Linked DNA regions of Mus musculus: region 2 is linked to region 1. Evidence: chromatin loops called from intact Hi-C (ENCODE). Cell type or tissue: heart. All regions are shown on one strand. Each heading gives the region's core, and the rest is flanking DNA. Links, peaks and the distances in the headings are about the cores only.

Region 1 (16,213 bases), core at 4,454-12,453:
TGGAAAGGGAGTCACAGAAAGGGCAAGAGAGCCCCTCCCCCTGCCCGCCCCTAGGCAAAAGTGAAAGGAGGTGGTAGGTCATACATGAGGCTTGTAAAAGACTGAAAACTGTAACACTCCAAACAGGCAAGAGCTCCATCAGGCAATATTTTGGGAGGAGAAAAACCCACACACTGGTGTCTATCACAGATACACTCTGCCAAGCCTTCTTGACACCTGGTTCTCTGGGCCTAACACAGAAACTCTTCTGCAGACATGCTTGCTCTTAAGCCTTGAGAATCCCTGCTTCAAGTCTCAATCATGCCCATCCTGAGACTTGGCCCAAAAACACTAACTGCTTCTACCTCCTGAGTGTCCATTTAACTCCCTCTTGCCAGTCCATCCTGAAAGACTGGTCATGACTCTTGGATCTCTTAGCATCACGACTGCAGGAGCAGGAGCCTGCTTCTCCTGGCCCCTACTATCATCCCTCCGCCTTGTTCTTCAAATGAGTGTTCTAGAAGGTAGACTGGAGTTACAGTCATCACTTAGCAGAGAACAGGGCCTGCCACTGACATTCAGTATAAATTTGGTTATCTAAAGTTAGTGTACATCTTTTCCAGACCTAGCAAGAAAGCTCTCACAGAATACAGGTTCTCAGCCGGACAGACTGTCAGGAAGTCACATTTGAGGAGGTCTGCATCCTCAAACTAGGGATGTCGATGAAAGCATCGGACAGAGCCATGTGTGCACTTCCAGAGCGAGTAAATTCAAAGACAACCTTTCACTTCTGAGCGAGAACTGCAAAGCAAGGCCACTAACCCTTGTGGCCCGTCTCATCTGATACGACTACCATGGTTGTTTCTCTTCTTCTGTAATTAGAAAACCTTTGCGGCTTAGGCATTGGCAGCTACTAAATATGTGGCTTATTAGTTGCTGAGCATGAACCCTGCAGAGTGCCCCAAATGGGAATTACAGCAACAATACCCAGGACAATGGCCGAGCCGAGTAGATCGCTCTCATTTTGTATTGCATTCCTCAAACATTCTGGTGAAGGGTTTGTTCTGACCTCCCCACAGCAGGCTGGATTTCTTTTCCTGGGTATGTCTATGGGAAAATCCCTCTTCTCTGGGATGGGAATGTGACCCCTGACTGGGCGTCCATTAGAGCCACAGGGTGTGGGTGCACCTGCAAGGTCTCCCCCCCCCCCCCCCCCACAGAGGGACTAGATTCCCACCTCTGCAAATCCACCCAGCTCAAGCTCCGAAGAACATCTGGGCTTCCTCCTACCAGCCATCACGGTACACCTGCATGTGATTAGGACTCAGCAGACACCCACAGCCCCACCGAAGTCAGCACTGGTGACATATCCCAGCGGACAAGCCTCTCCCCAGATCGCTGATCCTTCTGACCAGATGAGGACATGTTCCAGGGATACATGAGCCCTGTGCATCTGTGACCACAGAGTCCCCGTTCCCGGGGGACAGCAGTGAGGACACCTTCACCCCTGCTCGGAAATGAGTGCCACCAGGGGCAGACTGTGCACAGCAGAGCCAGGGAGGGGGCAGAAGTCGAACTTGGCTTTCTCAGTGTCGGCCACTGGAGAGGCTTTTAGACCTGTTCACAACAGTGTTTGGGAAGTTGGATACAATTTCAAATCCCCTGACTTTCTCCCCACAAGTGCCCCTTCTCTTGTGAATATGTGAGCCCCTGCATAGCAAGCTGGAGTAGGTCATATAGACAATGAAAAACTGAAATTTTAGCCTAGGAATGTGATGAACAAGACTTTACACCTTTCCATTGGAAGGGTCTTAGGACACATTTATTATACCTGCCACAGTATTTAGTTGAGAAGATATATATTCTCTCAATAAAAGAAAAATGTGTTTGATAATGAAATTAAGAGCACAGAGAGAGTCTGTCTGTCTTTAACACAAGGAAACATGACCACAGAGACCATCAACGAACTACAGAAACATTGGGTCCAAACTGGGTAGGTATTGCTGTTGCTAACAAAAAGGTGGGTCACCATATCCAGGACCCCATATCCTCAAAGGTCATATTGGTCACGAGTGAGTCCTTCATGAGGGCCAGGTCTATCAGCTGTCACCCCTACTCCTCTCCATGATCAAAACCAGAGGGCAAATGAAGTAGCCTGCTGCAAATGTAGGAAGAAGTCGGGCAAAAGAGCCAAGAGAGCACACTACACACTACAGACTGTTGGGGAAAGGAGCTGGAGCAGCTAAGGAGGTGTGTGGAGGACCAAGCAGGCTGGCTCGTCACGTTTTCTCTCAGACTTGGTCCTCTGAAATATGTGCTCGGTCTCAAAGAGGAAGCCAATCAACTGGCCTTTATGCCTTGAGACTTCCTTCAGAGGCTAGGCCATGCAGCCTCCAGAGCGAGAGGACCCATGCTTTCTGTAATGAGATAGATCCTCAGCAGCCTGGAGTATCCAAAAGCCAAAGGTTTATCCCTTCCAACTGTTTCTGAATAACTGTTCACTCATAAGCTTCCGTGCTTGTCATTTCCTGAAGAGAAAAGCCCTCTTCTCCCTGGAACCCAGGACTACTCGGTGAACCTCGTGGAGTTCGGGGCTATGCATAGGGACCTGAGCAGTTTCACAGTGATGGCCCTGTGCTTAGGGATCCTGGCCATGGATATATATACCTCATTGAGACCCTCTTGCTTGAGAGCACCATGGTCAACACAGACTAGCAGGGCCAGGCCTACCATGTATCTACCCATTTTGATCCAATCATTTTGACGCACAAGTCCCTGGCTGCTGCTCTCCAAAGACTAAGTAGGCTAAACAGCACTGGTCCAGACCTCCATCTCCAAGCACCAGTCAGAAGCAGTTTTATGAGTAAAAGATTTAATTGACTTATCTGTACAAAATATTAGAGTGGTGAATAATGAGCATACAAGCTGTTTAACAAATATAGACTGCTATGTAATGGTTAAGAAAAATAGTTGGCTGTTTTACAGGTCATTTACATTTCAATATGTACAACCTACTTAAATTTGAGAATACATATACACATGGATTCGTGCCTGCCCTCCCAGGGTTGGTTCTCTGCTAGCTAGTCTGGTCACAACAGCATTGTGCAGTGTCATCGGGTACTGCCCAAGCGGCCAGGCTGGGCAGCAGGCAGATGCTCGACTGTAGCCTGCAAGCTCCCAAGCTCTGCTCTGGCCAAATCCGAGCTGGAAGATTGCCAACCAGGAGATTTCAGGTTTTAAAACCTCTCCGTCCCAGTGCCTGCTCCACTGTCTGAGGAACAGTAGGTGTCATTGCAAAATGAAAGCTACTTCCCCTGAAACTAATTAATTCTGTCTTTAGCCGCTGAGGGAACAGCTGTGGAATTGAGCCTTGGTGGCATTACCATCGCCATTTCCATAAAATAACAGTATCAGAATCAGATTAAATTTACTTTTTAAGCTGCGGGCCACTCACCGTGTGCCGCATTCCACTGCCCACCTACTTACACAGCATCACGCCATGCGCAGGCTCAGCACCAACCTTCTCAGTGGAAGGACTGGAAGGATCTGCTCCTTTGTACAGAAGGCAAGATGAACAATCCCAAAGTTTTCAGAAGAGCTTACCTCGTCTGCTGAAAGAGCAAGTCACAGACAGTGTGTTAAACCCTATTTTTGTTTTTATTACATTTATAGTTCGGAGAAAAACAAACAAACAAAAAAACTTCCAGCTAAAAGACCTAATTGTGACTCTTTATCAAAGAACACAAAACGTAAAAGCTCTTTGTTCTACCATAGAATGTGAAATGCAAAAATCAAATTACCCCAAGGGTGCTCTATTTAGTCTGTGATTGATCAGAGGTGGAGCATGCCGGAGAAACTGCTCTCTGGAGTCTCCGTCCCCAGCTTGGAACGCTAGCCTGCTGCCCAGCCAGGAATCCCAGCGTTGCATGCTCAGCCTTCTCACTGAACTGGATCATCGTTTCTAAACAGAGGTGCAGATTAGTGGACTCTGTATGGACAGGCTGGCTCCAAAAGTGAGGCTCATTCCTCAAGGCGTCCACAATCCTCAAAGCAGATGGCTGCTGCACCACCACCGCAGCCCCCACCCCTGGGAGGAATCACAGACCTCACTCCTGTCTCAGGGAAAGCCACTCACCCACCCCTATCACTGCCTTGCAGACTTGATCCACTGAGAAGCCAGGCAAGGGCTTTCTGCCGCCCTCGTGGGTTGTCTGAGGCTATCAGGAGGGTCTGGAAGTTCTGACTGTCTAAGTAGAGACAGGTTATATGCAATTGCTGAGAGCAAGTATTTTTCAGGCATGGGGCCATATGTGCCCCCCCCCAAGGGAGTTGAGATTGTGTGCTTTAGAGGGCTCAGTTCACATTAGCTTCTAACTCAGCAGGACTTCTACAGCACCTTTACCACAACTCTTGTTTGGTCCACATTTGCACATGCCAAACAGCCAGACATAATTCTAGATACTGACAGCCGAGAGTCTGAGGGCCCTAGATGCAGAGCATGGCATGTCATCCCATCTCTAGACAGTGGAACTGGGGGTGTTAGATGCCAGTGCTGGTCATATGGAGCAGTACCTGGCTACAAGAAGACAACTCCATGCCCACCTCCTGCCTGGCCACATCTCCAGCCACCACCATTCAAATAATAGCAAAACAACTAGCAAAAGCAAAATAGCTGGCCTTCTTCTGGAGGTCTGTAGCACTGTACCTACGGGGCCTGGGTTTGGCTTAAGTCTCTTCTGATTTCCTTAGGCAGTTTATTTATGTAGCCATTGAAAGGGATGAGACATTCGGGACTACAGAGCCTCTCTTTCCATTCCCTCTGAAAGCAGAGTTCCCCTCTGGAAGGGAGTTCACCTGATGAGCAAAATGTGCCTCTCACACCTTCATACCAAACACAGAAACGGGTCTCAGGAAGTGTGTGGCTGCCAAAGCCCTCTTACCATTGAAAGGGATGCACAGGAAAGAAACCAGTCCTGAGTTTGCCTCACAGGTGCTGGACGAGACCTGCAAGCTCAACACCAAGCAGTAGAAATGGACCGTTGCCCGTTGAATAGATTTGCTGCTAAGAGATACACTGGCCAACAATAGCGAGAGAGTTTTGAAGTTCAGACTGGTCAGCAGTGACCTCGCGCCTTCCACCGGCCGTGCTGACTTACACTCTGTTGTAATGGTCGCCACTGCTGCCAGGAGCACCCTCCCCAGCTCTGCCTGGCTCAAAGTCTACAGCCAAGTTGTAAGCTGTCTACAAGCACAGCACAGATGGGGCCCAGTTAAGCTGGATGTGTGCACACCAGAAACAGAGCATCCCCCAGTCTCTGGATGGTTCTCAGAGCTCACAGCCACTGATGAGAGAGCAACTGCCAGTCTCAAGGCAGCCTGAAAATTGGACCTCTTAAGAATGGGGTTCCATTACCACTACCCCACTTGCGGTACCTCTTTGTGCTTTCCTCAGCGCTGGCACAAAGGGGGCGGGGGGGAGGAACTTAGCTTCAGCCTAAATCTACGAAGGGATCTGCTACAAAAGTCAAAGCTGGGGGGGGGGGGGGGATCTTGAACTCTTCCCATTTAGTGCTTCTTAACGCTTAACTCGGCCACCATTTTCCAGGTCATATAAAAGAAGATGAGGTCATCTGACTCCAATTCCTGCCACCAAATCACTGTGCTGGTAAGCTTCAGCCAGATGTTAGATCCGTGGCATAGAGAGGAGGCCCTGGGAGGGCAGCCTACCTGCACCCTGGGCTCCTTTACTTTACCTACAGCACCTGAGCTGCCAATAGAGCATAACTTTCACTTTCTTCGCTGTCACCAGAGAGAACTCACAGCAGCCCTTCCCCCAAATTCAGTCACCTGGCAGGCTCAGCCTGGATGTGACTGAATCTGAACACAAGCACGTGGAGCCAGGGTAACCACACTCTCCAAAACAAAACAGCTCCTGGCTGGTGGCGAGCCAAACCCCAGGCCCCAGATCCTGGCCTCTCCTGCACCTGCCTCAGCCTGGGTAGAAAACTGAAGCAACATTTGAGACGCTCCACCATAGGCTGGCATTTAGATAAGATGGTAGGCACACACAAGCCCACACTCACAGAACTCTGGCGCTGTGGCTGTGGCTAGGATTATTTGCCTTGCCTTGCCTTGGAACATCTGAACAGCTTTCTAGGAAGAATCTAGGAACCTTGAGACTAGAGCAGTTGTCATTTAAGGGATCTAGGTAGGGAGATGACTGCCCATGACTAGTTTCCTCAGGTGTCTTTCAAGAGATGCACTGTAATCCTGATACCTGCGTGGCCTCCTACAAGGTGGGCCCAGGCTACGCTATGAAGAGAGCTGAGTCCTTCATGTACAGAAGCCTTGGCTCTAAGACTAACCAGAGACATCAGCTGAGCACCCTGTGGAGATCTAGTGATGTCTCACCTACTCCTCAGATTTTGTAACAACTTTTCCATCTTCTCCACATCCTCTCTTCCCTTTCCACCCCTGACACTTTTAAAAGGGAAGTAGAGGCCCACTGCTCCCTGGCAGAAAGCTACATTCAGATGCCCATCCTCCCAGCTCATCAGCTGAGGCCCCTGATGCTCAGTCCCTTGGAAAGGTCCCTACCTCCCTGTACCTGGCTCCCAAGAGGACACTCTCTGGAGAACCATCCAGGCCTATGACAGTGTGTTCTCTACTTTCCACTGCCTTTTCAGGGCAGACTCAAAGGAGGAGCTAGCCTCTTGGGACATCAGATGCTCTTGGAAAGGATGTGCCTGGACATGGTACTTTAAGAAGGAATGCAGTCTATGACTGCATTTGTGTTGGCCTTGAAAGGGAGGATCTGGTGAGATGAGAACCTGTAGAGTTAGCATCCAGTATATACCCAGGCTCTCCTCGGGACTCACATCCAGCTTCTGTCCCTGCTGACACCATGATGGTTGTCAGGAAAGATCAGCATGGGACAGAGAGATCCACTGGCCTTTGGTAGCACTATCACACAATGCACAAGCTACTTACCCCATACCATCTGAACATGAAATGCCAGGAAAGTGGGCCAAGGCCAAGCATGAACACTACAGCACAGCACAGCTCCAGACACTCTTCCTCACAATAAGATTAAGTAGCCGACCACCCGCTCTGCTTGGTCCAGACCAACTGCTTGGTAACCCCAAATCCCACAAGACCAGAGTCTAGGAATCCTGAAAATGCCTTCCTGCTAATGGAGGGGGCTACCTTAATCCATAAATTATGGCTTCAAGCAGCAAACCAGACCAGTTTGGTGTCTGGCAGGACTGAGAGTCCAGCTGGCCTCCCCTACTTCCTTAGCAGGCCTGTCAGCCTCCCTCACTTCAAGCAGTGGTTCAGGTTCCCAGCAACGTGGAGAATTCTGTTTACTTCGGAAGGGAGGCTTTGGTGACCTCAGGCTGGGCAGGAGGGGACACCCTAACTGACATGGTCTGTGCTGACTACAGCATCCAGACAGGGATTCCAGGATGCAGCTGAGTTTGTCCTGGTCACCCGCCCCTCTTAAAGCCTAGATGACAAAGCAGATGTTGAAGAGTGTTCCCAACTGTGCAGGCAGCAGCCTTTCTCCGCCTCTTGGCAAGCTAGTTTAACCACATCCCATCTGCCCCACATGCGGTTGGCCCTTTTGTGGTCATAAAATACATCCTCTAGAGAATGGCTACAGGAGACAGAACCAGAAGAAGAGCCCTGTTTCTAGTTCCACAAAGGATCCACGAAGGATCAAGGGAACCCTGGGAGAAGTTCTGATCATTCAGCAAACACCTGAGGCCTCAGAGGCACGACATGAACACTACAACCCAGTGCACAATGTTGACCATTCTAGTGACAGTACCCTTCTGTGGGTGCAGCCTCAACGCAGGGAATTCCCACTCTCAAAACATCACTTTCTTGTTAGAAAGAGGTCATCAAGTTTAAAGGGGGTGGGCCATGCATATATCCCTACTGTGCAACAACCAGGCTGAATTGAGTTAGTTTCCCCCCAAAATTGTTTGGCCTAGTCACAAAAATAAAAAAGTATTAAAATGTTTGCTTCTATACCAAAGTAGTAAACACCCTAAATTTTCCTCAAATAATCCTCAAATTTTCCTAAATAATCGTCAACTGTAATTTTCATTGATTTTTCTAAACTTTCTAATACAGCTTTTAGCTTTACGACCACTTTATTCTCCATTGTGACATAACAGCCACTATTACATCATCTAAAACAGAAAAGGGAGGTTTCCCTGGTAGAATCCAGAAGTCTGGATGCACATTTCTGCCCAGGCACAGCCCACCCCACCCCCCCAAAATGATGAAATTATATCAAGAGTAGCCACTTTGTGATTTAAAAGAAAAAATGATAAAATAATTGCATTTTCTGGTTACAGAGATCCCCAGTCATATAAGTTCACATTCTAAAAGGAGAGAAGTCTTCATTTTAAGAATAAATTATACATGGATTATTTTCCCCTTGGGAGGAAACTTTACAAAATGAAAAGGACTCAGATGAGACTTAAATAAATTAGCTGAATCTAAATGTCCATCCTTCCTTCTCTCAGGAGTATCCACTAAGAACTAAACGACCTGTAAAGGTCATGGGCCTTGGCATTCAGGACGAGTGCAGAGTTAACTCCTCCCCTAAAGCCCGAAGTGGAAAACCTAGGGTGCTGTCAAAGTGGTCCTCTGACTCTCAACAGGTGCAGCCCAGCTTGTTTCTGTTTCCCTGGCCACTGACAGGGGGCCCCAAAGGATGAACTGGCACCAAGAAATCAAAGGGCTCTGCAGAACAAAAATTCTGGAGATGGGAGACAGGCTTGCCACCTTCTCATTCCACAGTGTAGGAGTGGAACCCTGCTTCCTCCAGCCCTGCAGGTCCAGGCTGTGTGTTTAGGTCTGACAAAGGTGTTGGTGTGGCTTCACTCCCCCTTGCTGCCAAAAAAAATAGCAAGGAACACAGTGAAAGACACACACAGGCTACCACAGATTTGACAGCAAAGCATAAACACTCTTTGCCTTTTGGAGGGGGCTGTGCCGACCTGGCAAATGGGTTTGAATTCTGGGCTGATGCTGGTGGCCCCAGGACACTGAATCCCTGACAGCCCCTTAGGAAATCCTCTTGGCACCTTCTAGACACTCCTAAACCTGGCAGACCCTATCCTGTTCCTCACCTGACTCCTCCATTTCACACTCACCCTCGGGAGAAAACTATTCTTTCTACTTTCCAGATCATTCCTAATTGGAATGAATTTTTAAGTCTGTGTGTGTTGGCATTTTGCAACACAACACATTCTTTTGGATAAAGCTTCGTTTTCAAAACTGAGCCAGTACCACATCAGACTTGTTTAGGAACCGGGTGCTCCCTCCCAAGCCCCAGTGGCTCCTTACTTTTGAAGGTTCCCAATGCCCACTCCAGAGAATCTGGGTATCCCAGCCCTGCAGTGCACTCCATATCCAACGTCAGGAATCCAGCCACACCGCCTCCAACTAAAAGGAGAATCCAATGCTAACCCATTTCTACTTGGATTTAGTGCCAATTACTGCAACATAAACACAGATGCCCTTCCCTCTCCCGAAAAGGACAGAGGTTTGTATCAATGGTAGCAAATAAGCAAGGCTTTTAGCGCCTGCCGTCCACGGTAAACATGTGCGTGAGTGAAGGAGTGTGTAAATGTGAGTGTTAACTGTGTGCTCTCCTCTGTGCTGGCAGAGGCCATAGTCCGCCGTCCCTCGGGCCTGATGACACCTGCTCTTGAGCTAGGGTCCTGGGCGGCCAGACCCTCCCCAGACCGCATGCTACCTGCAGCCGCAGGCCTCCACCACCATGTCTTCGTACTGCTTGTAGACCACGTTGTTGGCGGCATCGATGTAGAGAATGCTGATGGGACTGAGCCTTGCGGGCACGCAGCAGGAGGCTGGCGCAGCGTCGGGCGCCATGGAGTTGAGCAGCGTCTGAATGATGGCGTGGTTGGTAGGCTCCAGGTGCGAGCGCAGAGGAAAGTCGCAAACGCCCTCGCAGTGGTATGCCTCGTAGTCTAATGGCGCGATGATCCAGTCGTCCCAGCCCAGCTCCTTAAAGTCCACGTGCAGTGACTTGCGACTGCAGCGGCTCCGGCCTCTGCGCCCGTGGCCCCTGCCTGCGCCGCCGCCGCCGCCGCCGCCGCCGCCGCCGCCGCCGCCACCGCCACCGCCGCCACCACCGCTTCCCTGCGCTCCCCGAGTCCCAGCCAGCGCAGTCCGCCGCCGCCTGCGACCGCCCAGGTTGGCTTTGCGTGACCCAGCGCCTGGTCCTGGATCCGGTGGCGGCTCTGCAGCGGCCCGGAGAGCACGGGCCTGGGCTCGGATCTCCCGGAACAGACTCTCTTTCCTTTGCGTACGGGAGGAGATCACCAACAGCGCGCGCTCCTCGGCCGCAGTGCCGCCGCCGTCGCCACCGCCCGGCCAGCCGAAGCCCAGTCGTCTCAGGGCCAGCGGGCTGCTCTCCGAGGCCGTCACCGCGCGCAGCACCAGGCAGAACTTGCGGGAGGCTCGCGGCCAGCGGCGGTGGCTCTGCACCGCGTCCGTCACGTCGAACGCTTCCCAGCGCGCGCCGCCCAGGGGCTCGGCGGCCCGGGAGTGCAGCAGGTGAGCTGTGCCAGCCTCGTCCGGGCACGTGGACAGCAGCAGCCGCGGAAGGAGGGTCGCACTGTCCCTGTCTGGTTCCGGAGACCTCCGGCGCAGCACGCGCAGCTCCGCATTCACCACCTCATCGGCTTCGGAGAGGCTGGATACGTCGAACAGGAAGCTCTGGCCTGGCTCGGCCGCCGCCGTTTCGTCTGCGAGGAAGGACAGAAACAGAAAGAACAGTGTGAGGGTAAAGCCAGGACACGCAGCAATGGGGAGGGCAGCTTGGCTTCGTTTGGCTTGGCTACCCCAGACACATAAAGCGACCCAGAAAGGACCATAAGAGCGAGCAAGCGTCCCCGCATCTGCGTTCCCGCAGGAATGATGTCAATCCCTCGGATAAAGGGATTCTTTCTTGTCGCCTACACCTGAAGCTTTGGTTCTTCGACCACCGTGACAGACAGATACACACACCTAATAGCTAGACTGCGGGACCCAAGAGCTCACCACCGCATCTCTGGACCAAAAACTTAACCATTAGTTCTGCTGCCTGCACTGGCATCTTTCTTTTGCCGAAAGGTAGGTCAATTTTCTGAGCAGGGGTGTCCTGAAGGGGGCCAAACAGAAAGCGCTCACACACTTTCCCAATAACTTGCTTTATGTGACAATTGTCCCTTACTGCTGAGCCGAGCGCCCCAGAGAGCTGCAAGCACTCCTGGATGTGCGGAAAACGAAAACTTCTCATTCCCTAAAAGCACTTTTCCCTTTGGTTCCTTTTCTTCTCCCAACCCAGCCTAGACACCTTCACTGACCACGGTTTCCCGTGCAAATTGGGCCCTTGAAAATTGTCCAGAAACGGAACGCATAAGCATCGCGACACCCTCTGCTTCAGCCCACCCTGCCCGTTCAGCCAGGATAGCGACGACGTCAACCCCGCTCTTGGCTCCTTCTGGTGCCCCCGCGGCTACCAAGGGGAATGGAAAAGACAGCGAGACGCAGAGAACCTTCACGGAGAGATTAGAGGAGGCGATGTTTCTGCGGTGCAGACTTGCTCATTCTTTTGCTCCGGTGTGATTTATTTCGGGCTTGGGGTTTTATTTCTGGTCATGGGTCCTTTTTCTTTTGGGGTGGACTCAGACAAAAAAAAAATGTTTAAATTCCACCAAAGAGCAGATAAGGCGTTGCCTTTGAAGGGGGTCATATGGTTTCGTTTTGCCCCATCGGAGAGACCATGCAAACTCCCCCCACCTTTGGGGATTTGTTCTCAACCATGGAGCCAGGCCCTGGTGTTCTAAGTCTACAGTCTGGGTGTACTGTTCTGCCTCCACAGCTCTGTTCTAAACTGAAGCTGGTGGGAGCAAGCTAGACAGAGGCCCTGGGCCATATTCCCCGTCCCTGCTTTTCCTCTCAAAGACCCTTCTCTGCAGCCTCCGCCTCACCCCGCTTCCTCGGCCTTGCTACCTCCCCAGGGAGGGAGGGAGAAAAGGTGGCCCGCCTCTGGGTCTTGCTGGTGGAGCAGAGCTACGCCGGAAGGAATTAGCTGGTTTTATAACCTTGTACACTTAGCCAGCCCTAACAAAGTCGGATGCTTCTGTTACTTTAGGCCCCTCTCACTGTTGGCAGCTTGAGAGCGTCCTATGCAGGGACAGGTTAGGAGTTTTTCCTGATTCTGCTGCACACTGGGATTGGAGTTTCCTGTAAGGATCCCACCAGTCAGTGTGGCGTGCCATGACAGACCCTTGGAAAATAGATGCTGGTCCTAAGTGCCCCCATAGGACCGTCAGGGCCAGAGAGTTCTATGTATGGAAACAAAGCTGTCTGTGCGTACATGCTGCGCACTGAGTGTGTTTCTGAGATGGCTGATGCGTGGTAGCCACAGCCTGTTTTCCCACGCTGGTATCAAAGGCCTGCAGACTGCCAAAGGCTGCCTAGCCTCACTTTTCAGCCCTACTTGCCTTCCTTTCCCTCCTGATTTCCAAGCTAGATCTTTGGCTGGGCAGAATTGAAGCCAAAATTACTTGCATTTCCGCCTGAAATTAGTTAAATTTTCCCTATCTGTCTGCTTTAATGACTTCAATGGAGATTAATAAAAGCCAGATGACACACACATACTACAACCACCCCACAACCCCACCCACATCCTACCTTTGGAGGGCCCTACACAGGGTAAAATGTGATGTTTGAGCTCCAACCATCCCTTTTCTCCCCACACAAGCCGAGGCCCTGGACTCTGGCTGCTGGGGCCTACTGTCACAGAAGGAAGGCAGGCACCCAAACTCTCTTCCCATACACAAGCCACCATCCACCCGAAACGGCCTGCCTGAGAGGGGTCCTTCTGATACCGAGAGGCCATGACTTTAATTGGATACCAGCTGCTCTACCCTGAATTCCCCTGAGCTTCAATTTGTGTATAGTCCCCAGTCCCCCGCTGAACACAAGGCACTACCATCACTGCTCTCGTCCCTCTTGGCGGGAACTCAAAGGCCACAACTCCTGCCCTTCTTTCTTCTCCCAGGGCTCCAGGCCCAAGGCTACACTAGACCCTTCCCCCAAAGAAGCGGATCTTGAGCTCCGCTTGGCTTGAGGGGAACCTGCCAGCCTGTTCTGAAGAGCGGCTCCCACTCCCTTAGCCCTCGGAGACCAAGCCTTGACTGGCTTAGGGGTTCGTGAACAATGACTTCGAAGACAACTTTTTCTCTCCAGCACCTGAGGATAACTATAGGGATCATAGTTCAGGATCGAATCGGGCAGAGGCTTGCCTCCCCCGGCTCGTCTCCAGTCAAGAGTAGACGGGATGGGCTGGTGCGCAGAAGACGCGTAAAGTACCTTGAGTTGCTTGGTCTGTGAAGCCGGTGATTGTGTCCACACGCCCGTGCCCTGAAGCTGCCGCGACCGGAGCCCTCCCCGCCAGGCTCCTGTAAAGCGACATCATGAAGTGGTGTGGCACCACCGAGCCGTTCCTGAAGCCAGAACCCGCAGCGCGGCGCACAGCTCGGGGACCCGGAACCGCAGCGGCCTGGAGAGCTGAAGGGCCTGGAGCCCGGGCGAGGGTCCGCCCGCCGCCGCCGCCCCCGGGGCTCCAGGCTGGTCCAGCCCCCGCCGCTCGGAGCACCGCGGCAGCTTCTAGCCCGTCGCGGGGACGGCAAGCGCTCAGCAGCCAGAGACACAGCGCGGCGGCAGCGCTCAGGTCCATGGGCTCCTTGGGCCGGCCGGCCGCGCGACACGGGCTCCGTGGCTCCGGGAAGTCCCCCGACGCCTTTTGAACATAGTGTTTAATAATGGGGGAAGTGTGCGCAGCAAGCCGCTGCCCCCCTCCTCTCCCACCCCACCCCCGCCCAGCGCTCGGAGCAGCGCCCCCTGCTGAACGTTCAACCCGCAGCGCTGAGCCCCCCAACTCAGGCCTATCGCGCAGTGCAGGGTAGAAGTCGCCTCCCCTTGCTGTAGTGCCTGGTCCTTGTCCTTGCCAAGAGAAGGCCATCCGCCCGAGGCTCCTGCCACAACGCGGTGCCCCGCCTCCCCTCCCGAAGGTACTACGAGCCCCCACCCCCCTCCGCCCCAAGACCTCAGCGCACTCCTTGGCTGGAAGATGGGGCGTCTCGCGTACCCGCCCAGCTTCCTCCCGACTCCTCCATGGAGAAACACCGCCCTCCGCGTGATCTTGTGAGTGCTAGGGATGCCAGACCCGGGCCAAGTCAAGACTGGGCCCCTCCCATCCAGCTTTCTCGCCGTACGCCCCCTTGATGGATGCTCATTAGGGAGTTCCTAGGGATGCTTACGATACACATTTGGATGCCACCCTCTCCCGTCCACAGCCCTCTGAAGATAACAGTGGGAGGCCAGAGAAAGGGAGAGGATCTGTGATGAAGGATGAGTGGCTGGAGGGTACAGATGGGCACGGACCGGAAAAGCTTTGGGTGGGCATCTTGAGCCAAAGCAGGAGCTGAAATCTTAAAGGGTTTAATGAATTAGGAAGGCGGGGACCAGCGGAATCCTACTCAAATTAGGTCTCAGGGTTTGAATGTGCAAAGTAATTTGCCCGGGGAAAGGGGAGAGTGGGGCAGGTGACCACATTTCTTCAAGGTCTTCAGAGCAAAAGGCAAGAGTGCAACCACAAGCCCAGAGGCTGCGTTGCAAAGCCATGGAATAGCGCTCGGATGCCAGCATGGTTATAGCACTCTATGAGCATGGGTGGAAAGGGCCACCTCTGGTCTATGCCTGGGCGACTCTTGAGCATACAGACGCTGGGACTTTTGTTTGGCTAACTTCCTCCCCACTCCTGCTCTGAGGGGGGAAGGCGCCAGCATGTGTGTCGATTTAGTTCAGACAAACCCCAGAGCAAGAATGTCCAGAAAATAGACCAACTGTCCAAGGGATTTAAAAGCCTGGACCCCAAATCCATTACTTTAGCATTGTTCTGGATACCAAACTCAGAATCCACGCCCGGTCCGTGAGTCAGGTCAAGGTGCTATCTAAAAGCCTCTTCCTAATAAACTACATAGCCCAGGCTCCCGCGTTGGAGTCTTATACTCCCACCTCGCCCTCTGGATAGCAGGCACGCGTGCACCTGGACCACGGTCTGTGCTGCTGGCCTCCCTACTCAGGGCCTTCCTGCTGTTGCCAGATGGTGGGCATCTGGGATGACAACCTACCTTTGGTGGCCAGGTTGGGGAGCGGATGCAAAAGCCATAATTATGGGTTTCTTTCTTTCTTTGGGTGCCTGGAGGAAGTGGCTCTAGTAGGGTGGAGACTTCCTGGCGTAACTCCCTGCCCACCCATCCACCCCTGCCTACAGTGGCCAGCCAGGGGTCTCTTTGCTCAGAGGGACACTGGGTTCTGGTGGCCTTCTTTCCACAGACGCCACTCATGTCCAGACTTTGAGTTTTTCACAAATCAATTCTTTGTTTAGAAAACAGAGAGCCCTGGCCTGTCACCACCCTGGTTCCAGCCCTGGCTTTGGCCACTAACAGTCCTGGCCCTTCCGAGTCCCCTCCACTTGTCTTGGTTTCCGTTTCTCCGACTGTATAAAGGGAAGAGCAGAAGGGATCTGGCACTATGTTGGCCCAGTGGATGATAATGTTTCTTGATTACATGACACCCCTTCCCTTAGGCCACCTTGGAGCTGGACATTAGGACAGGTTAGTGATCCTTCCTGAAGTGGAGTCAAGGAAGCCACATAGCTTCTGTTTGAGACTAAACTTCCTGGTCCATGATGTGTGGCTTAGATGCAGCTTGGAGCAGAGGTGGTTCAGTCACTTGTTCCCATCCCACAAGATGTTCTGAGCATTAACAGAGTTCAGAAGAGAAGTAGGTTTTATGAGCTCACTGGAAGCTGCTGTTAGAGGAAAATAGAAGGGGGAGGGGGGCTCAGCCCAACCTGCCGGCTGTGGCTGCGTGTAAGACATGCTGTACTCTCGTCATTTGTACTTCTCGGTCCAGACCCATCCATCCACCCATCCATCTCCACTCATCTCTTCTTGTAGCAACTTCTTATTGCTAGGCACTCTTCCGGGTGTTGCGAATCCATCAATACTCAAGGCAAACTTGTGGAGAGCCAGGGTGTGCAGAAGAAACAACAGCCAGTAATACACAAATGCCTGGCAGACCATCAAGGACGTTCTGAGTACCTTGATGGGAGAGGTTTTTTTCTGTCAGCAGA
Region 2 (16,213 bases), core at 4,311-12,310, 54 kb before region 1:
TGTCAAGAGGAAAACATAACTTGATGACTTTTAATTAAACACTCTGTTTGGAGAATAATAATTAAAATTATTTTAAAGATATCCTTGAAGTTCATAGATTTTTTTTTATTTGTTTTTTTAAGTTAGGTAGCATTTGTAAATAACTGTAAATGCCCATCTCTCATCTGAGAGCTGGCAGAGTCTCACCAACATTTCCATCCAAGGAGCTTGCAGAACACTGAGCTGGGAGCTCCCAAACTGTGAGCATGCCCTTTCACCTCAGCAAACTGAGAGATAATAGTGAAAGGAAAGTCATTTGGATCTCTGAGTGAAGGAAGCATAAACACTTGAGGGCCAGAGTTCTCACCCAGCTGCTTCTCTGATCTTTAGCATGAACCCACAAAGTCCTTTGGGCTTTCTATGTCCCATTTGAGTAACAACAAAGTGACTTGTTTTTCCTGTAAAATAGAAGCAAGATACCTGGGGACTTCATGTCAAAGTTCTCCTTTTTTCAAACATTAAGGTCAATATTCATACTTATTTAACAGTAAAGTTCTATTACTAAATGATGGCTAGCATTGCTAGACTCTTTTTAATACTATAAATAAAATAATACATAAAAAGGTCTTTTACATTCCACTCTGGGTCTACCTTCATGAATTGAGAATAAAATTTTCATTGGCTTTTTAGATTTTTTTTTATTATAATATACATGTATGGTAAACATTGTTTTTAAAGATGCATCCAAGGAATAAATTGTACACCCGTCTTGATCAAAGAATTTCAAATGCAAAGTTCTGATTTCATCCTTTTATTTCTCCTTGTAAGCTGTTTGATTGAAACTATCAGGATATCCTTATTGAGTGATGGTGGAGCAAGATGGGAAAGTCACATTCACCAGTGAAAATAACTGTGTGAAAGCGGAAGGGCTCCGATGTGCACATCCCAGAGCACAGCAGTGAATTATAGTCTTATGGTCACCAAAGACTTAGAAATACTGCTTGTGTGAAAACCGATAGTTAAACTTATGCACTTAATATTTAATCTGTAGCTAACTATACTTATATAGGAAGGTATGTATAGACTTATGCCCAACTTCAGATATGTAACAAAACATACACATCTATGGTAGTGTTCTTGTAGTATTCTCTTGAATAAATTAGAAAGAGGTATAATGACACTTCTCTCAGTATAAATGATCACTGCCTTTCTGAGGTCCTTCTTTTTTAAAAAAAGATTGATTTATTTTATGTATGTGAGTACACTATAGCTATCTTCAGACACACCAGAAGAGGGCATCAGATCCCATTACAGATGGTTGTGAGCTACTATGTGGTTGCTAGGAATTGAACTCAGGACCTTCGGAAGAGGAGTTAGTGCTCTTAACTCCTGAGCCATCTCTCCAGCCCTCCGAGGTACTTCTTAAGGGCGTCATAATTATATTTTTAATCTATTGGGGGGGGCTGAGAAAATGGCTTCATGGGTAAAGTGCTTGTAGCAGACGCCTGAGAACCAGAGTTTGGCACCCCAGGACCCATGTAAAAGGACATGATGGCCCTACTGCAGTCCCAGAAAGCAGAGGCAGAGACAGGCTTCCCAGGGCAAGTTGGCTAGCCAGACCAATCAAATAGCAAGCTCCAGGTTTAGTGGAAACCCTGCCTCAGTATATAAGGTTGAGAGCGATCAAGACACCTACCATCAGTCTCAAGCCTCCACAAACATGTACACACACATGTGTACCCACACACATGTAGACACTCGGACCCACATGCACATGTACATATGCAAAATAAACAAAATCTATATTTCCTCTTCCTAGGCTGTGATCTCCTTGAAGGCAAGTGTAGTTTTGTTGTTGTTAATTTTTTAAAATTTTTCTTTCATACAGTACATCCCTATTGCAGCTTCCTCTACTTTTACTCCTCTTTGTCCTCCCCTAACTCACATACCCCTCCCCGCCCTCAAGAGTAGGTCTTTCAGGGACATCAACTGAACACACAAGATACTATATAAGACTAGGCACAAACCCTCACATCAAGGCTGGACGAGGCAACCCAGTAGAAGGAAAAGAGTCCTAAGAGTCAGAGACACTCCCAGTTCCACTATCAGGAGTCCCCCCGCCCCCCCCCCAAAAAAAACCCAAGCCAACAACTATAACATACATGCAAAGAATCTAATGCAGTCCCATGCAGGCTCCGTGACTGCCACTTAAGTTACTGTGAGCTCCCTTGAGCCCCCTTAGTTGATTCTGCCTGCCATGCGCTTGAGGTGTCTTCAACTACTCTGACTCCCACAGCTCCTCCTTCCCCTGTTTTCCTCAGGGGTTTCCCAAGCTCTGAGAGGACAGAGCAGGTGAGACCTCCAACCTGGGCTCTCTCTTCACCTAGTCTTTGGCTGTGGATCTCAGCACCAGCTCCCAACAGATACCAGAGTTGGTCTCTCATGACTGGGCTAGGCACTGATCTGTGAATATATCAGGACACCCCTTTTTTCTTTCTTTCTTTTCTCTTTGAACATTCTTTCTTTGCTCTCTTTTTTTTTTCCTTCCTTCCTTCCTTCCTTCCTTCCTTCCTTCCTTCCTTCCTTCCTTCCTTCCTTTCTCTTTTTCCCAGTTGTGTTTGGTTCTATCCCAGGTTTCTGGTCATCTGAGTAGTGTCAGGCCTGGGTTCCTCCTGATGATCTGGGCCTCAGATTAGACCCGCCATTGGCTGGCCACTCCCACAAGTTCTCTGCCACCATCATCCCAGCACATCTTGCATACAGGACAGATTGTAGGTTAAAGATGAATGGGTTGGTATTCCAGTCCCACCATTGAAATCTTGCCTGGTTGCAGAAGATGGACTGTTGGGGCTCTGTATCCTTCATTGCTAGGAGTCCTTACGAAGCATCCTTATAGATGCCAGGAGTGTCCCCTGCACCAGGTTTCACATTGTCCCCCCCATTCCTTCCCATTCCAGTCATCTCCCCATACGTTCACTCCATCCCTCCCCATGCCATTTGATCCCTCCTGTTCCCATCCACACCTACCCCCAGTCCACCTGCAGATGTATTCTATTTCCCCTTCCTAGGGAGACTCCTGTGCACCCCCCACCTTTGAACTCCCCTTGTTACCTACCCTCTCTGGGTCTGTGGGCTGTAGCATGTTTATCATTTACTTAACAGCTAATATCTACTTGTAAGTAACTACATACCATGATTGTCTTTCTGGCACAGTGGGGTTAAGCAAATGTAGGTTTTTTTTGTTTGTTTGTTTGGGTTTTTTTTTTAAATTAGGTATTTTCTTCATTTACATTTCAAATGCTATCCCAAAAGTCCCGTCCCCCCCCCCCCCCGCCCCACACTCCCCTACCCACCCACTCCTGCAATGTAGTTTTTAATTAAGTCTTGAAGACTCTAGAAAAAGAGTTAGGACAGAAAGAAAGGCTATTTCAAGTCATAGGTCAAGACTGTATGAGTTAATATTTAAGTTTCTATTTAAGACTTTTAAGTTATTTAAATATAAACAGATTATTTAACATAGGCAGCATCACATGTTTTGGTAGTTCACTGAATATAAGCTTAATCCAGTGGTGCCCAGGGTGTAATCCTAGAATCATATCTGTATCTCCTGGAAACTTAGAAAATTCTTGGCCCTCTACCCAGACCTACTATGTCAGAAACTCTGGAGTCAGGGCCCTGCTATCTGTTCCAACAGACCTTCCCGAATATTCTGTTACATGATCAAGTTAGAGAACTCCTGGCCTAAACTAACAATAGTTCATGGACTCGTTGAAAATCCGTGGACTTTGAGAACATACCTTCATTTGCATCTCACCTCCTCTCCGTCATAGGTCTGTGCCCGACAGTCTCACACATACGTCTGTGAGTCGAGCTGTTTCAGATAGTGCTTCTTTTCCAGTTCTGTGCGAAGGGCGAGTTACTGTCAGTGCCTCTTGCTGTAGCTACTCTAGTAGACTAGAAGCCTGGGATGCATGGTAAAGACTTAACTCTGAGTTACTGCTTTAAGCTTCAGCATTTTTGTAGATACTTTTTCTTCTTTAATAAGCTTGTTTACTTACTAATTAAAGCATGTTCATACTTTTGCTTCTAGAAGAGTCAAATGCTCAAAAAATTGAGGACGTCTATGGTCTGAATGGTCAAATAGAGCACAAAATAGCTTTTCTGAGAGCTCACGTGCCAAAGGATGTGAAGCTTATACTCATTGGCCATTCCGTAGGCACCTATATGACCCTTCACGTGATGAAGCGAGTCCCCGAGCTGCCTGTAAGTATGCCTTTGAAGGTGATTTTTTTTTTTTTTTGGAAAGCAGAGGGAAGGGTGTGTGGTATCCACCTTTATCCTCATCTCTCTATTACCAAAGATGTGTTTAAGAAATTCCCATAATGTTCCAGTGAATAATAGTGGGAAAGAGGTTTTCTAAATGAATCTCTTTGAATCTAGGGTTCTCGGGAGTTCTGATGTCATGTTTAACTTTCTGTCTTTTATGAAGTAATGTTTAAGAACAGTTACTGAGAGTGACATGGGAAGGACTCTGTCTTTATTGAAAGAGTGTTCTGAAAATATTCATAGGTGAGAGATGGCCCAGAGGCTAAGAGCACTGAGTGCTCTTCTGGAGGGTCCAGCAAGTGTGATGCCCACGAGGTGGTTCTCAACAGCCTGTAACTACACTTCAGGGATTCTATGCCCTCTCTAGAGGCCTCCACAGGCACTGCATGCACAAGGTGCACAGATATACATACAAGGTCAGCTGATGACATGTCCTGCTTAGAGCTAACCTTCCTCACACATCCAACCAATACTAGAGATGTTACACACAGAGATCTTGAAGAAGTGAAGCTGATGAGAAGCACAGAGAACAGGCTGCCCTGCATGGTACAGGACTAGCTTTGGAAAGACAGTCGGAGGAAAGGGCCTTCTGACCATGTGTACGCACACTGGATGTGTGGTGCACAGTGGGACACTGAGTGATCCCTTTGATCTGCTGTATCTCACTCACCCTGCGGGTACTTGCAGCTGAGGCTAGGTGACATTAAGAACACAGTTGTGCTACTGCAGTATGGATACTAGCACCTTGTCTCAACAGCAGGGATATGGACAAGGAAGACCCTCTCTACAGGGACTGCCTGCCTCTCTGTTAGAGAGCAACTAGCCTAGAATGAGCAGCACCGAGTGTATGGGGTGCTGGGGAATCTGAGAGTGAAACAGAATCCCCAGCAAAAGTGGAAGAGTTAGTGGGATGACTCCAAGGAAGGTAGGCCACTGGCCACAACACACAGCCGAACTTCCACGATTCCTGACACAGCACTTATGACACAACCCAGAGCTAAGGCTGGCATCTAGCATGCCAATCACCTGTCTAACTAATAAGCAAAGATGATAAATGCCCTGTAACCCAGGTTCCCTGAATGCAGACAGGATCTTCTGCTGGGACTGTAGAGTTAGAGGCACATTCTAATCTGAGATAGACAAATCACCCATACAGTAAAATAAGAACAGTAACTCTCCAAAAAACTTAAATAAGAAAATATTCCTGTCTCTTTTAAGAAGCAAACTGGTACCCCATCATCACCATCATCATCACCATCGACAGGTAATGCCTGTCTTTGTGGAATATGTTAAGTAGATCATGAGTTTAGATTCTTTTCTATTTTGTAGTTTGCAGGTACATATGTATCCTTTCCTTCACAGATGCTTGGTTTCTTTGTCTTTTTGTTGGTTGTTATGATCCTGGGGGTGAAACTGGGGCCTAAAGCATGATAGGCAAACGCTCTACTACAGGGCTGCACCCAGCCTCATGCCACTGGCTCCTAAGTGCAGCTATGAACTGCATATCGGGGCATTCACATCACAGAGTCCAACTTAATGTGTGAACTGTTTAAGAGCCTTTACAGAAAGGTGCTCTTTAGCTCACATGAAATGACCCAGTGAGTGGCTGCAATTTACAAGTTATTTCTGCATGTGGCGTGTGTGTGTGTGTGTGTGTGTGTGTGTGTGTGTGTGTGTGTGTGTGTGTGTGTGACCCCCTGAGGATACAGGCTGTTTTTTAGCTACAGGCCTGGAGTCTCGTGGATGAGGCAGCTAAGCAAGAGGAAGGGATCCCTTCACAGCAGCCCTGTCCATGAATAGTTTCACTCCGTGTGATAAAATACCTCCAGCGGGGTCTTGGATCCCACTAGGAATTTGCCTCCTTTCCTGCCAGCTTGCTTCGTTCAGTGCTCAAACCAGCACTTGGAAAAAGTACAACTATAGACTCCCTGGCTGTTTTTAATACCAAATGGATTTTAATTTTCTCCTTTTGGATATAAGAAAATAAACTTTTATGTCTGGGTGAATTCAATAAATTGAAGATTACACTCTATTCATTGAATTCTTACTTCCACTCATTTGTATTTTGCCCTAGATAAGGCCTTTTATTCAGGAAGCAGCTTTGCTTTTGATGTTACCTTTGGCGTCACTTACAGTCTCTTTTCTGTCCTTGAAATTCCTCTCATGCTATTTGTGGCTGCCATATTTCCCAGCACTCAGGCCGAGTGTGACTGTGAGCTCTGTCTCTACCTACTCACTTAGGCTCAAGTCAGTTTCTGACATTTTTTGTTTGTGTAAAGAGACAAATCATTGAGTCTCTATCTCAGTGTCTCTATCAGCAAATTGGAAATATGTTCTTCAAGGATTTTGTGACGATTTATGCAAAATATTAAGAGTGTTGCCTAGGATTTCAACATTCTAAGCAAGTATCTATTATTGTTCTTATGGAAATAATACTAGACTCATTTCAATCATTAGGTTAACTACTATATTGGTTACCTACTGTTATATATAAAATTGCCCCAGACTAGCTTTGTAAAACCATATGTATTTACTGTCAGTCTCTGGTCAGAAACCTGATCACAGCTTAACCAGGTCCCAGAGTGCAGAGTCTTTGACAAGCTAGTAATTGTGTGTCTTCCCAGGGTTGTAGTCTCCTGTGGATACTTGGATTGAGATGGGAAAGGATGGAAAGAAGGAAGGGAGGGGAAAGGGGAGGAGGAAAGGAAGAAACACAAGCTGTACAGAATCATTTTGTAAAGATATATTATGATTCAGAGTCTCAGAGAGCAATGAAACTGTACCTCCTCTTCTTTAATGGTATGGAGGTATGGCTCCACCTGTACCACAGCCATGGGGACATGAGTTTGGATCTCCAGCACCTGTGTAAAAGCCAGGTGTAAACCCCAGTTCTGTGGGAGCAGAGGGTAGATCCCTGGAGTGTGTGAACCTGCCATCCTCAAAAAACCCGTGAGCTCCAGATTCAGTGTCTCAAAAACTAAGAGCACAATTGGAAAAGACACCCAGCATCAACCTTTGTCTTTACATGCACATGCATATACATACATACACACACATACATGTATCGCATAGAGAGAGAAGAGACACAGACACGACTGGTATACTAGAAAATAATGTGTGTTCCTACATGAAAGGCACCTTTAGGGAGGTAAAGGTGTTGTCTGTACAACTTTGTGTTTTCATTACTCAAAGGTTTGATCTGGGGCTGGAGATGGTTCCACAGTTAGGAATAACTGTTGCTCTTACAGAGGACCTGGGTTCAATTCCCAGAACCTGCATGGTAGCTCGCAGCCATCTGTAAGTCTAGTTCCAGGGAGTCTGACACCTTCTGACATTTGCAGAATATTCTGATGTATGCATGGTATCCATCCATCCATACATACATACATACATGCAGGCATAACACTCATACAAATAAATAATCTTTTGTAAAATAAGCTAGATCTGGTTTCAATTATCTGCATTGTTGAAATTCTCCACTACGACATCCTGCCTGCCTCTCCACCACTAAACACCTGGGCCAGTTAATAACTGCTGGGGTGATCCATGCTGAAGCGTTGACATTTCAGTGTCTCTGAGACTGCACACTGCCTGCATGCCTGAAATTAACATGAAACGCTCCATTTAAGATGCATTTGACAATCAAGTAAGTTGTGGAAGCCAGAGTGTTGCAATCCCTAATCACGTTGCCAAAAATAAGTTAGCTGTTATGTTTTATAACATATGAAGTGTGATAATAAAAAACTTGTGTTCTCATCTCTTCTGTTATTTTTACTGGAATTTTTGACTCCCATAAGATTTTGAGGGCATATTTGCAGTTTGGTAGCTGATTTGTTTAGTTTTCCTTTGGTTCAGCACTTTGCAATATTTTTGTGTAATCTTTGACAACTTTGTTCTTACATCATTTAAGAGACTTACTGAGCCGGGTGTGGTGGCTCATGCCTTTAATCCCAGCACTCGGGAGGCAGAGGCAGGCAGGCGGATTTCTGAGTTCGAGGCCAGCCTGGTCTACAGAGTGAGTTCCAGGACAATCAGGGCTACACAGAGAAACCCTGTCTCAAAAAAAAAAAAAAAAAAAGAGGCTTACTGTATAATGCTGGATATATTGTCTGACCTGTAGCTCAATACAGTGCAAAATAATTGCCTGTTTTAAAATGTGGAATTAATTTTTTTTTGTTTTTCTCTTTAATCTAGTTTGATGTGTAAAAATGTAGAAATAGAAGTTTGTCAGATACTTGGAAAGCAATGTCCAGAATGGAGATTTTTTTTTCTTTAAAAAAGTGAGTTTGAAGACTGATAAGTAGTAGCTGTTCTGACTTGTAGTAGAAAACATAATTGTTTTTAGACCCACAGGATCATCTTTCGTTTTATATGTCAGAAGTCAGAGAGAGGGACCTTGTCAGGATGCAGTCTCATCTGGAGCTGCATCTTAAAGTGGAGCGTGCTTCTGTTCGCTGCGTTTATAAAGCGCGTCTAAGAATGTCCTTCAGCCTGTGGGTGCTAGATTACGGTGTGTGCCTACAGTGTGCGTGACTGGATTTATGTGGAGCTCAAGGGGTTGGAGACTCTGCAGATGGCTCTCCACCTTTCTAATGCTGGAACCCTTCAATACAGTTCCTCATACTATGGTGCCGCCAACCACAAAATTGTTTTCACTGCTACTTCATAATTGTAATTTTGCTACTGTCGTGAGTCATAATGTAAATACCTGTGTTTTCCGATGGTCTTAGTTCACCTCTGTGAAAGGTCCTTTTAACACCCAAAGGGTGTCGGTGCGACCAACAGTTTGATTGCTCACTGCTGAGGAATCAAGAGTAAGATGCAGTGGCTGGCATGTGAACAATAGGGTAGCAAGCTTCCCTCTTACCTAGAACCTGCTTTCTCAGCATCAGCCCTCTGCATGGTCAGAAGTTACCATCTGAGAAAGTCCTATCTCCATAAAGTCCAGATTAGGACTTACCTGCGCTGTGGACTGAATGGTGAGGCAATTTCTTACTTTTTCTTTTCCTTCGGGATTTACTTGGTGCTTGGGGGTCGTATCTCTCAGAGATAGCAGATCCTAATCCTGTGGTACCTGGCGTTCCCTGGGGAAAGTGCACAGTAACCGCGCTGTTTCAGAACAACCGCAGTGCCTTCCTCTCCTGGCGCTTCCACATGATAGCTTAAACGCCACAGCTCGCTTGTCCAGGTGCTGCAAGCCTTGCCCCAGGCTGTTGTTTACTTAGCTTTCTTCAGCAAGGTCTGTGGACCAGAGAGGACTTTTTATCCTCAGAGCAGTGCTAGTAACTGTTTTCCTGGTAGTGCTGTGTTGGGATAAAATGTGACCAAGAGATTTGCCTGTATTCTGAAAATTCTTATGAAACTGAGCCCTTTTCATTGTTTCTAAGAATGTGTTCTATCAGTCCATTTTGTGGGTTTCTGTCTCCTCCCTTAGTGTTAGGGGCCATTTCTTTTCCTAAAACATATTGCTGCTGCTTGCTATGGGCAGAAGAAACTGGTGGCCATGTTATACTGTGTGTCAATAACAATGAACAGTGTCTCCATAAAGATCCCAGAGAAAAAACTGGCAAAATGAGGGGCGGTCACTGTAAAAGCTCAGAGCCTTGTGCCTCTGTTTCTTTTTGTTTTTCTTTTCTGGGTGTTCTGATCTCTGTTGTGACAGGGTCTCACTTGCTAGCCTTGAGCTTTCCTAGCCCAGGCAGTCCTGCTGAAGCCTCTCCAGGGTTGATCATGTACACTGGGCATGTACACAGGGTGAGCCAGTACACTGGGCTCTTGTTTCAGTAAGTAGTTCAGATATTCAGAATCTTAGACTTAAAGTGTACGACTGCGACTGAGTAGCTTGGAAAACTTTGAGGAGAGTAAGAATGGCAAGTTGGGTTATTTAACGTGTCGATTCTGATTGCATCTCCTCCATATTAGGACAGAATAAAGTCAGACATTCTGCCAACTGTGAAGTTATCTAGACGGTCTGTGAAGAACAGCCCTACTCTATGGTGCCTCCGTGGCCCCATCCGAGTCAGGCGAGCAGCGAGCAGTACCTGTAACAGTGCTGCGTTCTGTTCAGTAGTCAGGCTAACCTTCAGGGAGGGGAAAGGAGATGATTAATGTATTGTAGTCGCTATGGCCGGAGCCCTGTTCCCTAGATCTAGAGATAAGAAGTGAAAGCAAAGTAGGGAAAAGCTGAGAGGTTCTGGCCCGGCTGAAGGAAGAACCTTCTCCCAGCTCTTAAGATGAAAAACAGCCCTGTTGGCAGGAGTTGTTGAACAAAGCACTTCTTCACAGCTGGAATGTTTGAACAAGCCTCTAGAAGTACATGTTCCATGAGATAGAAAGTGGGAGTCGCTTTGCCTTCTAAGCAATGAACCACTATGAGGGAAAGGAGAGAAACTAATAGCAGGTAAAATGTTCAGTTGGCTTGCAGTCTGATACATCTAAAGAGAACCATCAGGAGTCAGAGCCTGCACTAATTATGGGGATAGACAACAGGTAAGTTTGCTAGAAGCTGCTGAAGGGTCATGGGTGATGATGTCAGACATCCAATAAACTCAGTTCTCACTGAAGAAAAGGAAAGAAAAAGAGAAGGTGCAGTAAAAGGCAAGGAAGCAGGTGGTGGGCACGTTTGCTAGTCCAAGGGCACAAAGATGACTGCAGCATCCAGAGCAGTAATTCTCAGTGAAAGTAAATAGAGAGGGCAGGATGTATGCATCCTGGAGGAATTTTCATTTACTGCAAAGGAGGAATGAAAGATGCAGAAAATACAAGTGTACCCCAGACTGTCGCTCACAGCACCTTGGGGCATCCTCGGTCATTGCAGTGGGTGGCCGTAGTGGAAAGGGAAGACTCTAGGTTGTGCGACAGTTGTGCAGGCACAGGGCACAAGCCTGAGCAAAAAGGCTTGTTTCTTGCTTGTAATTCAAGTCCTCTTGAACATAGGCTGTCCCTGTTAGTTCTCTCTGAACGGTGTTACTCCAAAATCCAAATTGATGGCGTAGCCTCTGTCAGATGTCTTCTGGCTTCATGGAGAGGGTAGAAAGGAGGTGAGCTGCATTTAGTCTCCTTCTGAAGGTAACACTACTCCCCCCAGGCCACTGCAAGTCATGTGACCAGTGCTGGTCCATGAAGCTGGAAAGTCGACTCCTCTCCCAAGAGGAGAGATGCGTTTGTGAAAGACAAAACAGTACTTTATAAAAAACAGAACTGTGCATATTTATATTGTAATATAGGTATTTATCCTGAGACATTTGTTTCTCATTTTATAAATGTGTGCTTCTATCTCAGATTACATTCTGGAATGTATATCTAATTGTGAGTTAAAGTTCTGAAAACCATTCATCCAGACCTGTATAGCACAGAAGCTGAGAGAAGAGAGAGAAGGTCAGGCAAGGTGCAGTGAGATGCAGGACTGAGGAGCCAGGTCCCTGACACTCATCCCTCGAAAAAGGAAGTTTCTTTCCTCTCCCCTTTGCCATTGAGACCATGAACCTGACCTACTGTCAGCAAGTCACTGCAGTGACCTGGGGGTCAAGTTCTGGCACCTCTACGCCCAGGCCTCAGAAGTCTGGGAACTTCTATTTCCTTGGTGGCAGTAGGCAGCTGCTACGTAAGTGATCCAGCTGCTCGGGCATTGCCTGGCTGGCCACATGAGAAAGTCCTGAGGCACTTAGCAAAGCAGCCCTTTAGACCACTGAACACTAGCAGTGACCACAGCTGATACAAGGAGCCACACAGCCGTCCAACTGACCCCGTTTGAATTCCTCACCTGCAGGGTCCTGAGACAGAGCTCTACTTAGGGCTGAGAACAAGCTCACAGCTGGTTGATAAGGTAATGAGGTGGGCAGCGTCACCTTGCTGGAATTAACACCTGGGGGGTTGTCATGGAGAGTGCAGGGTGAAGTAAGAGACAGAAGCTGCAGAATGTTGAGTGGTAGATAATAGTCTAGAAGCTGACCGGTGGGAAGGAACATTCAATATAGGAAGAGAAGAATGATTGAGGGAGCATATTTTTCTTTTCCCCCATTTTTATCTTTATGTGTATGGGTGTTTTGCCTGCATGCATATTTGCATATCACATGCATGCAGAGCCAGAGGAGACCAGAAGAGGGTGTTGGATCCCCCCGAGACTGGATCACAGTCCACTGAGTTGTCACACGCGCTGGGAATCAGATCCCAGCCCTCTGCGAGAGCAGCAGATGACACTCTTAACCTCTGGCCATCGCTCCAGCTCCTCTGACTTAAGTGCACTTTTGTTTCTTCAAGTACACAGGGAAGTTTTCAGGGGAAGTAAGTGGATGTCTGCTTTGCAGTGAGTTTAGAGAGAATTGGAGTTGTAGAGGCAGAAAGTAAAAGAAGTTAGCATAGAGACATACTGAGGGCAAAAACTAAATTAAAAACAGCATCAGACTTGTAGAATTGAGATGGGGCATATGGGACAGTAATGTAGGACACTGCATCCTACAGAAGCAATGCACAGACATCTGTCATGTGACCCGCTAGTGAATCCACGGGGATCAGATGGTCAAACGTGAACATTCTTTACATCTTAGTTGATTTTGTGTGCCTGGATATGCAGAGGTAGTGGTCACACATGCCATCCCTGCACACGTGTAGAGGTCGGAGGACAGCTTGCAGGAGTCGATTCTCCCCTTGCTATACGGGTCTCAGGGATAGAACTTGGGTTAGCAGGCTTGGCAGCAGGCACCTTTACTCACTGAGGAACCTTGCCAGATCCAGTATATATTTATTTATGCCCATGTGGGCATAGTCTCCAAATCTCCAAGACTACTTTGTTGAAAACTGGACTCATGGAAAACTTCAACTTTTCAACTCAGCCATTGTTAGCTATTTGAATATTTTTGCAAATCCTGAAACTGCTTTCAAAGTGGAAAATTTATGTGGTCTTTTTTTTTTCTCATCTTTTCATAACTCAAGAACTATTTAATATATTTTTCTCAAACTTTGCAAAAAGAAAAATCACCTTTGGGCTGAAACTAAGCATGGAAAATTTCACCACAAAAGGCTAATTTTTTGGAAAGCTGCAAGAAAGTGAAACCCGGTTTATACTAGAGCATACCTCGTGCACGTCAGCATTGCGTTTTATCTAACAGGTATCCTCTGAGGGCTTCTGAGCACTGCGTAGATCTAGGGAGCACTGCCAGACACTGTAGAGGGCTCCCCCATCCCGCCAGCTCTTGGTGAAATGCGTTTAAAAGTCATAGGACAGGTGAAATGCCTGCTGGCTGAGCACCTCTTGTGTGAATTTTTGTGATGCCACTTTCTGGTCCAGGAGGAATTATTTTTTATTTCTGAGAATAGCAAATACCTTAAATTTTATCTTTAAAGTTTTTGAAAATGTTTCATCATATAAAAGTAAAATTATCAATTAACAAGAGACATTTGTTTCCCTTTCCCTCTGCGTTTGTTTCCCATATTTCTCACTGAGATGGTATATATTGCTGAATATGCTTCCGTTTTGTTTTGATTTGTTTTGTTTTGTGTTTTGCTTTGTTTTGTGACAGAATCTTAATCTAAAGTCCAGGCTGCCTGGAACTCGCTGTGTAACCCAGCTTGGCCTCAAACTAACCTGAGTCCTCCTGCCTCAGCACCCTGAATACTGAGATTGCAGGTCTACTCAAGCCAAGAGGATTATTGTGAGTTTGAGACTCATGTGGTGAGTCCCGGGCCACCTGAGCTATAGATTGAGACCCTGTTTCAAAACAAAATAAAAAATAATTTTTTTAAAAAGTAGACATATTTAGCAGCAAACCATCTCAGCCAAATAGCAGTATATGCTATTATAAAGAGCAAGGAATACTTTTTTTTTAATTTATTTATAATTTTATATTTTTATCATGACATTTTTCAAACTTTAAAAAAATCCTAATTATAAAAATTAAAATACTTGAAATTTTCAGAACTAAAATAATTATGTAATGAATTTACAAGAACCCATCATCCGCAGTTGGTTAGCTCCTAATGTCAGTTTGTTTTCACCTCACTGTTTCCATGAGTGTCTGAGCAATGGCAGTCGTGGGTGCTCACTCATATGTCTAGTTCATCGTGTGGCTTAGGAAACAACATAGCTTCTTAAAATCCCCACATCATTGGATAATATCACTCCTACCAGAATTAATAGTAATCTTTGCAACATCAGTTGCAATCCATGTTTTAATTTTCTTTATATTCAGAATTTGTTTTTACAGTATTCCTTTTTAAAACTTATTTTCTCATTATAAAAGTGAAGGTATCTTCAAATTTCAGAAAGATAGGAAAAACAGTTTAAAGCAGAGTACCCACCCATGAGGACGCATTCAGAGAGACTTCCCTCACGGAGCCACTCACTGGCTGTTTCTCCCGTGCAGCAAGTGGCCTTGGAGTGAACTAAAACAAGTGAACATGGCCGAGGGGAAAGCATTCTGCAGTGTCTGCGGGAAGAGGTACTAGTTTGCCTGGTCCTTTGGGCCAGCGAGATGGCTTAGTGAGTAAAAAGGTCTGCTGCCAAGACTGACAGCGTGAGCCTCATTTCTGGAAACCACGTGAGAGAGGGAGAGGACTCCAGAAGCTGTGCTCTGACCTTCACATGTGTTCTGTGATGTGCATCTGCACACAGACACAGGTACATACATACATACATACATACATACATACATATTTAAAGCTAACATAGCCCTTATCCCTGTGCTTAGGACCAAGAAAATACTTTAGTACCCTCCTGTTTATTTTTATTTAATAGAGAAATGAAAGAAAATTTGAACTCTTTTTTAACATTCTTTTAGGATATAAATTTTGTTTCAAATATGCAATTCCCTTGTGGCTATTTACAAGTAATGTTTTTAAGTCTCATTACCATGGTCATTATATCATAATGAGGAATGTTCTTTAATCCTTTCAGCAACTTAAAGAGGCTTTTATTATCCTGTTCATGGGGGAGAAAAAGAGACTCTGAAGGACCCTGATAATTAACTCAGGTCCAGGCAGCCAGTGAGGAGCAGTGCTAGGATCTGAACCCACCATGTTATTATGTAACACTTAGTAACTGACATCTTATTGTAAAGGGTTTCTAGAAATCCATAAAAAGAATTCTAAGCTCTCAAATAAAGATGCAAAAGATAGCAACAGATAATGGGCTGAAAAGTGTAACAGCTGTGAAGATGCACAATGTGTGGCGTGGTACTTAACCAGTTAGTGTCTGTAGAATTATAGTTCTGCCAGTGTCTGGTGACTGAAGCTCTGCAGTTATCAGATGGACAGCCATTGTGGAGCCCAGGACATGGGTCCTCTGCGTACAGTCTACAGTCTGAACAGAGAGGCTCCCGGTGACTTATGCTCTCTCTCACTGGAGTGTTGAGTCTTTGCTTTCACTGTTTTCTATAATGATCCTGTATATCAGGGGAAAATAGCTTCTATAAATGGTGATCAAACCTCTAACTTTATTAATCCATTCCTTTGGAATTGGGGTATTAAGAAATGTTCTTAGAGATACAGGAACTACTCATACTCATGTGCAAATATATCATTCATTATAACAAAAACAGAAATATACATATATTCTGTTTGGCTTATAGCTTGTTGGCTTATAGCTTGGATCTAATTTTGTTACAAACATAAGTAAAGCTGCTGACCATTTTTTTGTCTTTGTACCCCTGCAAGTTTGAGGGTGAGGCCTTACATTTCCTGTATATCCCCAAAGGAAGACACCTTTCTTCTTTTCCTAATTGAATTAAGTTAAAGTGCACACGTGACAGTCACCATGTCAACAGTTCTGCTGGGTAACTTTGCCAGTGGTACCTGAGTTCCACCGATTTCTTCTCTTCATGTGAGGACTGTGACACCTGCCTTGATCCAGGTTGATCTGTTTTCAGGAAGAGAGATCAGCGAGGCATATGTAAAGGAGCAATTGTAATTTAAC

What was found. A loop is a pair of places that touch in the nucleus more often than their neighbours do. Peaks named below come from ENCODE experiments on the same cell type or tissue, not always from the same donor. Only the 100,000 strongest peaks of a DNase experiment are listed, where the experiment ranks them.
Region 2: a loop joins it to region 1, with 2.1 times the contacts of the local background. A loop is called at or near these places in 3 of 42 quality-filtered maps.

The regions. Positions count from the first base shown.
Region 1 is chr12:8,288,184-8,304,396 of GRCm38, forward strand. It overlaps Gdf7 (growth differentiation factor 7), which reads right to left and starts at 13,771. Exons shown (of 2, transcript NM_001312876.1): 1 at 13,384-13,771; 2 at 9,735-10,769. The coding sequence starts at 13,750. The coding sequence ends at 9,751. It also overlaps a transcript of Ldah not described here. In heart, for the core only: no CTCF peak of the experiment used is centred there; a DNase peak (open chromatin) is centred at 7,528; H3K4me3 peaks cover 2,230 bases; H3K27ac peaks cover 563 bases; H3K27me3 peaks cover 7,041 bases.
Region 2 is chr12:8,234,374-8,250,586 of GRCm38, forward strand. It overlaps Ldah (lipid droplet associated hydrolase), which reads left to right. Exons shown (of 7, transcript NM_001364261.1): 4 at 4,070-4,242. Among named protein-coding and RNA genes, the nearest start is that of Gm33037, 34 kb to the left of the region's middle. In heart, for the core only: no CTCF peak of the experiment used is centred there; no DNase peak of the experiment used is centred there; H3K27ac peaks cover 724 bases.